Regions from separate parts of the Mus musculus genome. Here region 2 is linked to region 1. Evidence: chromatin loops called from intact Hi-C (ENCODE). Cell type or tissue: gastrocnemius. All regions are shown on one strand.

Region 1 (5,000 bases):
TGAAAGCTCTGAGCTATATTGTACTTTACATCAAATTAGTTAGAGAATACCTATTGTAAAACTGTCAGCACATCTCTAACACGCCTTGTGTAGGCTCCACCTGCTCTATGCTGCCCACTATTGGGAATGTATTATGGTAATAAGAAATGTGATACTACCCACCGGGGTTACTTCAGTACAAAAGCATAAAAATATTCTCCTGCGGCTTGGGTGAGTGCTAAGACACAGACGGCATCCTTGCGAGGGATAAAGACTGAGCAGTCGTAGCTAAACTTATCAAATATGGTAGCCATCAGTAGGAACACACCGGACCAGGAACTATGTTGTGTTCCATGGGCCAGCAGCACTCACAGGGCGGGGCAGAAGATGGGCTGTGGAATGTGCAGAAGGCGACTGTTCAGTGCTCAGACGGAAATATGCAGGTGCCATCATAGTATCTCAACGAGTCACCACAGAACCACACAAGCACAATGGCTAATGCAACTGGAAGATGACACAGAAACCCAGATAAACTCCCCTCTGCCCTTAAGTTTTCCTTTCCAAGCAAATAACCAGATGGCTGCTTTTGGTCTCCTATTCCCTCCCCCCCCCCCCGCGCTGATTTCAGGAAAATTGAACTGCTCTGTGATCCATCCGATAACATCAACTTTTAGGTTTGTATTCACTAAACAGAGACTAGTCAAAGTGTTAAGAATTTAAATTCTATCCATCAGTAGACTTCCGTTTTGAGGATTACACCTCTTCTACAGAAAGCAACCCTAAAAAATTCCTGGAAAAGCTTTAAAAGGTTAGATTCCCTCCAAGCCTTTGACACTTTCTCTGAAAACCAAAATTGCTACTAAGTACGTGTGTGGATAGACACACACTCGTAGCATTCGCTGCCTTCCGAGTGTCAGCCTCCCCCTTGTAAAGGGCCGACATGTCATCCCTCCACTCTGCTCCTGGACCTGACAATCAAAGCCAAGCAGGCCAGTCCGCCTGCCTGCCTGCCCGGCGGCGCAGGAGTGGGGTGGAAGGACGCTCCGACGTCCACCTAGAGACATCAACAACGTACAGTAGTCCCAGGTTGGGCTCCGACGACTTTAAAAGTCAGGGCTCGTGCCGCCTCCGTCCCCACGGCGCCCGCGGCTGCAGGGCCCGTCCGCCGGGTCGCCTTGGGCCGCCACCGCGGGCATCGCCGATTCCGCCGCGGTCCTGGAGCCGGAAGGCCCTCCGCGGTCCCCGCGGGCGAGCGCGCACGACGACGGCGGCGGGCCCTCCCGGTCCTCGTCCCTCCGGATCCGGGGCCCGCGGTCACCCCGCCGCGAGTCCAGTCCAGCCCACCCCGCCTCTGCCTTCAGCTACCCTTCCCGTGGCGCGCGGCCTCGCTCGGAGAAGACGGAAGAGGACAGGGCGCGCCGGGCCAGGAGTCGCCGACGTCCTTGGCAACGCGGTCCTTCCCCCCCCCCCACACCCCACGCGGGCTTCCCCCCCGGGTCCGCTGCATCCTCGGCGGAGGTATTCCACGGTGACGGGTCTCTCGCCTCGCGCACAAGATGGGGCCCGGGGAGCGGCCGCCCGGCGGATCCATGGGCGCCGCCATTTTGTGAGGCGCGGCGGCCGGAGCTCGGCTGTGTGTAATGGTTGCAGAGAGTGACCCCCCTCTAGGGAATCCCCGGCGCTGACGGTTACGCAAGGGGCCGTGCGCAAGTGCGGAGCGCAGGGAATCCGCACAGCCCGGCCAGCCCGGCTCGCCGCTGCCCTTGAGGCGGCGGGGGAAGGGGCGGCCGCTGGCCCAGCCCGGCTCTCCCCACCAGCGCGCCTCGCCTCGCCTCGGGCCCGGCCGGCTTCTCCTCCTCCTCCTCGGCCAGGGTCTCCGCCCCTCACAGGCTTGCGAGGCACTCACTGGTCCTCGGGTGTCAGGAATTTGCTAGCCACACCTTATCCCGACCCCACTGAAGACATAAACTTTACTTGGGAAATAAACCCGTTTCCTAGAGTGAGTACCGGAAGCACGCTCCGCTCTATTACATAATTCTCTCTTTTTTTAATATACTCCTCCCCGTCACCCGATAGGTGCTCCCATCGGAAAGACTACCTGAAATAAACCCATCCAGACTCTTACCAGCTTGTGACCTTGGGCTAGTGACTTTGCCACTGGTGGCTGTCTCTAAAATGGGAATCCTAGTAGACCAAAGGAGAAGCATGAGGCTCTCCACATTTGCAGACCGGGGAGGGCTCCAACACCCGGGTAAATGCAAATTTAAGTGGTACTAAAAAAAAAAAAAGATACAAATTTTGAATTCCCTATGTACACATTTTCTTTTTTTTTAAACTGAAAGGGAAAAACATTTTGCCCTCTTTTTCAGATACTAGTGCAAAAAAAGACCTAAGCAGTGTTATTCTCAAAGTTGGGAGGTTATTTCCCAACAGGCGCGATTACCGTTTGCGTACCTCCGGGTTCGGTGCACCAAACCGACCAAAAAAGGGAGGACGAGTGAAAAGCCTTACTCTAGCTCCACAAAAGTAGGGCAGGCAGTTTCCAGCCTATTCGATCCTACAGTTTGTCAAAGTGAGTTTACGGCCCCATCATGGACCATGTGCTCGGCGGGCTTCGTGCTAGCACGATGAAGCCCGGAGGCCAACGCCTCCCGCTAGCAACGTCTCCAGAGGGGGCGAGCGGACTCGTCCGCGGCCGCCGGGGCTGCGCCGAGCGAGCCTGCTTCTCAGTGTGGCCGGAGGCCCGGCGGGCGCCGCCGGGGACGCGAACATCGCCTCCACCCCTAAGCCCGGAACAACCGGTAGTGGCCGTTTCCCCGCGCCGCCCCCCTTTCCGCCCGCTTTGTGTGCGTGTGAAATGTGCTGCACATTGCAGATGAACCCTAAGCCGGGCGAGCCGAGTCTATTGTTCCCCGCGAGGAGCCGCCGCGACCGTGTGGAGCCAGGCGCAGTGCCGCGGCCGGCCCTCGGGGGGCGCTGTGCGGCGCTGGCGGCCCGGCCGTGGCGGCGGCAGCAGAGAACGGGAGGCTGGCGGGCAGGCAGGCAGGCCGGCGGGCGGCGCGCAGCGGCTCGGCTGCCGCCGGAGCCTGTGCCCGGGGACGCCCGGGCCGCCGCCGCCGCCGCCGCGCGTGAATGTGTGCGAGGGCCCCGCGGAGCCGCGGCCCGGATCCACGCTGTCACCCCGCTCTCCACAAGCCACCACACAGACCTCCCCCTCCCCACGCGGCCCCGCCTGCCCCGGCCCCGCCGCGCCGCCGCCGCCGCCGCCGCCGCCGCAACTCCCAGGCCTGCGGCCGCCCGGGCCCCTCGCCTCGGCTCGCCCGGCCCCCGGTCGGCTCGTGCGCCCCCCGGCCGCAGCACCATGTTGAATCGCGTCCCCGGGCCGAGCCGCCAGGGCCGGCGGCGCTGAGAGGCGGCCCAGAGCCGGGCCGCGGGAGGCGGCGAGGCAGGGTGGGGGCCGCGCTCGCCCCGCGGCTCCGCGCCCGGCCGCCCGTCGCCTGCCCCTCTAGTTTCGCTCCCGTTTCTTTAAACTTTTTTAGAAATTCCCCTCCCTCCGGCCCTGCGCTCCCCCTGGCCTCCCGCTCCCTCCTTCCCCTCCTCCTCGCCTCCTCCCCCTCCCTCCTCCCTCCCTGCGCCGCCGCCGCCGCCGCCGCCGCCGCCGCCGCCGCCACCGCCGGCCCATGACTGAGCCCCGCCACCGCCGGCCGAGGAATGGGCTCCGGGCGCTGGTAGGGAGCGCGGGGAGCGGGGGCCGCGTTTGAACCGCGATCTGGGTTTTTTCGGGAGACCTCCTTTGGCAAAATAATGGCAAACTCGACGGGGAAGGCGCCTCCGGACGAGCGGAGGAAGGGACTGGCTTTCCTGGACGAGCTGCGGCAGTTCCACCACAGCAGAGGGTGAGAGCAGGACCGGGGGGGCAGCGCCGGGGCGAGCCGGGGCGAACGGGGGCCCGCCGCGGGCGCGGGGTCCCGGTGACAAGTGCGGGGCTTTCTGTCGCCCGCAGGTCGCCGTTTAAGAAGATCCCTGCGGTGGGTGGGAAGGAGCTGGATCTTCACGGGCTCTACACCAGAGTCACTACTTTAGGCGGATTCGCGAAGGTGAGTGGAAGTTTTAATTTGTATTTCCCTCTCGCTGGCCTGCTCGGAAAAGTCTGCTCCGACCCGGGAGCAGGCGCCCGGGGTCGGGGGGGCGATCGGCGGGACACACGGCGTTCTCGGCGCTCGCAGCCGGTGGCCCACGGAGGCGGCCGGCGGCGGGGCTGTTTTCGGCCTGGTGGCTCGCGTGCGCGCGGCGGGCGCGGGGCTTGGGCGGGCGGTGCGGCCCGGCGGCGGGGAGCGCCCTGCCCGGTGTCCGGCCGGCCCCGCGGGGTCTGAGCGGCGCGGCGGGGAGCGCGGGCGAGTGGAGTGCTCGCCCGCCGCCCGCCGAGCCCGCGGCCCGCCCGCCCGCCCGCGAGTCAGCGCTGCCGCCGCCGCCGCTGCCGCTCTAGCACAGGCGGAGACACAGAGACACACAGACTCTGAGCAGTTTTCGTGCAACTCAAAATTAGCGCGGGCAGGTTTAACATCGATAATCGGCTGCGAAATGATCCCGGCGGCCGGGGGCACAGCCTCGGCCCGCTCGCCCTGGCTTTCTACAGCTAACAAAAGAAAGCAGGACCTGTCTGCAAATAGCCATCTTAGGCTTCAAGGCTAGGCAGAAGCTGTAGGCCTCAAAGAAGGGCCTATGGAGATGGATAGATCTGGGAGAGGGATCGGAGTCGGCCCCGGCCCCGGCCCCCCCAGAGCTCGCGGACGTCGCTGTCCGGAGCAGTATTGATCCTTTTGAACTTTTTTTTTTTTTTTTCTTTACTGCAAACGGACCGCGTTGAGATTTAAAAGGGGGCGACAGAGGGACTTGCGATTGGTTATTGTCCGGGCTTCAAAAACAAAACAAACCCACCAACCCCCCCCCAAAACAAAACAAGTGCTGCTAAATACAGGGCTCTCTGATGAAAACATAGTGATTCAAGCAGCCCTGGCTTA
Region 2 (5,000 bases), 310 kb before region 1:
TGTTACCAGCCTCTATACAGATGAGTTTGGAGGAGATGAATCTTACTTACTTACTTAAGATGAGTCTTCTGTTGCACTCTCTTGCTTCGCAACTGTTGCTACATCTGCTGTACTCACCAGCCTCTGTTGCTCTTCCCCAACTGAGGTCAGGGTCCCTAAAGGCATGGCAGTGTTTGCTTCCCACTCCCCTCCCACTCCTCCCTCCTCTCCAGTCATTTCCTACTTCCTAAGTCATCTATCCTGCTCTGCGTATGGTGACCATAATGTCTGTCCTGTGGCGAATTCCTTGAGCAGCTATCTCTGCCCACATGTTACCCAGCAGTGAACACCAACAGGGCCAGCCTCTCATTCTTCCTGGAAGCCTGCCCCCTGGCTTCAGGAAAACAATTATTTAGTGTTTTAAAGCAGGAAAAAAGTCTAGGAAAGTTAGAACACTAAAAGGGTCCATTCAGCAAAAAGAAGTAACAATTATAAAAAAAAAAGTAACAATACATCGCCTATAGTATCAAAAGTCTATCAGTGTGCTTCAAAGGAGAAGCGGGTGTCAGTGACAGAGGAATTCATCAGCTCGCCTTCAGCTGTAAACAGGTCATCTCTACCCAAAACAAACAAGGAACTGCGCTCTAGACAAGGTGGCCCCCACTGATGCCCACAGGACATTGTGCCTGCCTGGGGTAAAGCACACATTCCTCTCCACAGTGGAGCACCCTGCCAGGGCCCGTCACATGGGAAGCTGTAAAACAAATCTCAGCACACACTTAAAAATTAAAAATTAAAATCCTATCTAGTGGCTTTTCTGCGTATGGTGCAATTAGATGAGACATTTCAGAAAGCACACATGTGCACAGAAATTAAACAGCATCTTCCAGAGCAACTGGCAAAGCAGTAGAGATATTAAGAGAGGATATATAATTTTTTAAAACTTTTTAAACAAATGATAGTGGAAATAAACATGCCAGAACATTTGGAATACAATGAAGACAGTATTGAAGTACATTTTTTAATCTGTGGTCACATCGGTTTAGCAGGAAAAACCCAAATAGCCCCAAGGATGAGAAAAAAACGAGTGTCTCTTCTCAGTGTGAGCCCAGTGCCACCATAGCTTTCTGTTTGTTAGCTCTCTTACGTCCGTGTGTGTTCTCATACCCACTCTAGGCTGGCCCGGTCTCTCTCTGTTCCACAGTCTCCTCCTCTGTGCTATGACATCTTCATCTAGCCAATCTCACAGGACCTTTCCCACCCCTCTTCCTTTTCTCTCACCCCCCCACATTCAAGCCTATTGGCTTTTTCCCTCAATAGTAGACCACTGACCCCTTCTCAGTCTTGCCTAGCTTTGTATTGCAATGCTGGCAGGTTCACCCTGGCTGATAGTCTCCATCCATGGTCCCCTCTTTCTTTGGACCTCTACTGAGGTAGTACCCCAAACCAGGAGAATGCTATGGCAAGGAAGCTTCTCCCTTCGTGGCAGCCATTGTGTTCCCTACGAGCACACAACATCATAGCCTAACCTCCTGCTTAACCCCTTCCCCCTCAATCGCATCACCAGCTGGGAGTCAGCCTTCAACACAGGACTTTGGATAAACCAAGGTCCACCAGGCCAAAGCCACTGTCATTTCTTGCCCGGCTGGGCCCTGGTCTCTACCTGGAAACAACGGAGTTCTGACCTTGGAATAAAAGCCAGAGTCCCTGTCGTGGTGTGTCCAGCCTTGTCTGTGGCTCTCACTGTGGATTCTCCTTACAGCCTCAGCACTCGAGATCATGTTCTGGAAGCTTCCCCTGCTCTGACTCTGCCCTCCTGATACCTCCATGACTCATTCCCTCGCCCCTTTAACTCTTGGCTGGGTTGTGTGTGTGCAGACTACACTGGGTAAAGTGTCTGTACTGCGTTCAGCATCCTGTTGCACTCCATGAGGGTTGCACCATTCTAGGTTCTCCCAAAGCTCTAAGCAGTGCTTGATACTAGGTACAACCTATTCTTCTTCTTCCTCTCTTCTCCTCCCCCACTCCTCCCCCTCCCTCCTCCTCCTCCTCCTTCTTCTCTCCCTCACTCCCCACTTCTCTTTAAGTATCTTATGGCTATTCGTCTATCTCTCTTTTATACATGAAACATACGTAGCCAAAGGGGCTTTGGAACAGTGACTAACAAATGCTTAAGGGAGACCAAAGTCAGGGTCCATTTGAAATTCAGAAATCGGTAAAAGAGGAAAAGTGAGATCTCACCAAGTGCTGAGATGGAGCACAGCCAAAACTGCCCCAGCTGCTGGAGCAACCTAAGCAGGTGCCACCGCTCCAGAAAGAACTCGGTCATCCTGTAGAACTGGGCATTCGATTGGCCAAGCGTCTCAGCAGTGCCCCCTATAGGTTCCTGCTCTTTATAAACCTACGGAGACTGTTCGCTACATATTCACAACAGCACTGTTAATATGAAAACTGGGAACCAACCCTATGCCTAACAGTAGCAGAACATACGTGTTGCAGTGTACTCACTGGGAGTATTACACACAGTAAAAGTAACCAATATGAACCAGCTATGGAATTGGCACTAAGAACTTTAGAAACTAGTTTTGAATTTTAAAAAGGTATTTCCCCAAAGGCTATCTAGAGGGGTAGGAGAGATGGCCTGGCAGTCAAGAGTACTTGCTGTTCTTGCAGAGGATCTGCAACAGTGCCCAGCCCCCACATGGCAGCTCACAGCCATCTGTAGCTCCAGTTCCAGGGGCTCCGATATCCCGTTCTAGCATCCATGGGTGGTGTACACACATGGGACACACACATACATACAGGGAAAACACATAGAAAGTAAGTAAGGCTGTTTTTGAAATACTGTCAAGTACTATTATAAAGCTCAAATCAAGAGTAAATACGTATTGGTGAACACGTATATATTTTGGTTTCTTCTTTCCTTTATAGTAACATCGCATATAGGAGAGTACCTTTGAGAAAGGAACAGAGAATTAGGAAATACAACAGCACTGTCAGGGGTCTGGGTTTTTAGCTTAATGGACGATTTGGGGGCGTTCGTTTTATTATTTTTTGTTTCACTACATCATCCAAACTGACATCAGACTCGGTCTCCCGTGTGCTGGAGTGGTAGTCTGTAGTATGTGGATGAGAACACACACAGTCAGGTGGACTCCTCGCTCATGCTAAAGGAACATGGTACCGCTGAACACGGACAGATCACTCCCTTATATCCCGTTGCTTTGAGACTGAAGGGCCACGGTGTCTACCCTGTCCGGACACACCATCATAATGACATGAGTAAAGCTCGGGGACTCGGCCCCCCTCTGACACGGTCTTCTCTCTTCCTTGCAGCACATCATCTACTCTGTGAAGTTCTTCATTTCCTACGCAATTCCAGATGTGTCCAAAATCACGAAAAGCAAGATCAAGAGGGAGAAATACCTCACGCAGAAGTTGCTTCACGAGAGTCACCTCAAAGACCTGACCAAAAACATGGGGATCATCGCCGAGAGGATAGGAGGAACGGTTGACAACAGCGTGCGGCCAAAACTCGAATGAGCGGGAGCTTTAGGCCTGGAGAAGCACTTTAAAGAGAATTAGCTGTCAGACGTGTGTGAAGCACTAGAGAGGATGGCATTGGAACTCCTAGGCAGGCGGAGTCTTGCCCATGCCCATTTCTGCCTGTGTCATCTTCCAGTTTCAGCAAGCAGTGTGGAAACTGGAGAACAGAAAACTGATCAGGCAGAGCCTAAAACCACCTACCTGGAGGTCCTGAACATGCTCCCTCTTTTGATAAATTGGAATTTTAGTAACAGGAAAAAAAGCCCTGAGGTGTGCCCAAGTTCTCCCCGGGACTTCGCTTTTCTGACCTCACGTGTGCAGAGCTCCTTTTCTGTGCTTAATTTTGCATTTTGCCAAATCTATCCCAGACCTATTTTGTCCGGACAGCACCATCACCAAAGACCAGGCAGACCTCAGCCTTAATCGCCTCTGTGTTATCAACAATAGCCAGCTCAGGATTGAGTTTGGATGCTGTGTTAGGTCCCAGGTAGGCTCAAGAGTTCACAGTATTTCAGTGTCTTACTGTACACTCCAAGGAAGGAGACTCCGCTGCGTATGAAACAGCTTCTGTATCATTTCAGCCTGTATTTCCACCTCCAAGAAATACTCGTCTTAGATTGGCATGAAGATGGAGGGTATTGAATGAAGAAGCCTGTCCCTGTTACTCCACGGTGACATTTGCTCTCTAGCAATACTCCCAGCATGCTCTGGGTCTGACCAATGTTGACTGGCTTTCAGATCTTAAGGGTATATAAGATGAAAAGGTAGCAGCCCTTGTTGATCTGAACGGTTAATTTATCTCTTCTTGGTAGATGATAATCAAATGATTGTAACTGTCTCGTCCTCAGCATCATGGGCCGGGAAGCCCATCCACTTCATGAGAACGGACTTAGCAGATGCAGAAGGGTGGCACTACCAATCACCAAGCGCCTTCTGCCTTGCTCGCTGAAAAAGGCTGGTGGCCTGACGACACTGGGCGTAGTCAGAGCAACAGCCAGCTACCCAATCACTAGCCATATCCTGTGATCCCTCTGTGGCAGATGTCACTCACTGGGAACCCTACTGACTTCTCTGCTTGCCACGGTGACCAGCTTCCTTGCCCAGCTCCATTCGTTGCCTGCTAACTCGTTTGTAATCACAGCTGGGCTGGAGACAAGTCTACCAAGATTGTTGCCCTTTGAGGAAGGAAACCCTGGGTTGAATTTGAGCCCCAAGCCTCCTCTCAAGCCATCAGGGGGTTATGGGAAAGGCTGGTTTATCTGCTGGTGGCTTGCTGCGAAGCCTCAGCTTCCTAGTGCCTTGCCCTCCCTGTTGCTTGGCTGAGCAGTCTCTCTGCAGCCTGTGCTCCGCTTCTCCTCCAGTCCATCTGGAGGAGACATGGCGATACCTCGCACCCTTGACTGATCACAGAGGTCAGTGCTGGGTGAAGAAGGGAGGACCTGCCTCACACTGTTTGGGGATCGGGCCGCTGCTGA

What was found. A loop is a pair of places that touch in the nucleus more often than their neighbours do. Peaks named below come from ENCODE experiments on the same cell type or tissue, not always from the same donor. Only the 100,000 strongest peaks of a DNase experiment are listed, where the experiment ranks them.
Region 2: a loop joins it to region 1, with 2.2 times the contacts of the local background. A loop is called at or near these places in 4 of 42 quality-filtered maps.

Annotation. Positions count from the first base shown.
Region 1 is chr15:96,283,912-96,288,911 of GRCm38, forward strand. Gm38469 reads right to left here and starts at 3,487. Exons shown (of 3, transcript XM_011245785.3): 1 at 2,105-3,487. The coding sequence starts at 3,342. The coding sequence ends at 2,599. It overlaps Arid2 (AT rich interactive domain 2 (ARID, RFX-like)), which reads left to right and starts at 3,611. Exons shown (of 21, transcript NM_175251.4): 1 at 3,611-3,875; 2 at 3,983-4,076. The coding sequence starts at 3,784. In gastrocnemius, CTCF peaks have their summits at 113 and 2,919; DNase peaks (open chromatin) are centred at 375, 1,364, 1,690, 2,105 and 4 more places; H3K4me3 peaks cover 5,000 bases; H3K27ac peaks cover 5,000 bases.
Region 2 is chr15:95,969,180-95,974,179 of GRCm38, forward strand. Ano6 (anoctamin 6) reads left to right here. Exons shown (of 20, transcript NM_175344.4): 20 at 3,316-5,000. The coding sequence ends at 3,522. Among named protein-coding and RNA genes, the nearest start is that of Gm41389, 60 kb to the left of the region's middle. In gastrocnemius, CTCF peaks have their summits at 396 and 2,351 (motif pointing left); no DNase peak of the experiment used is centred here.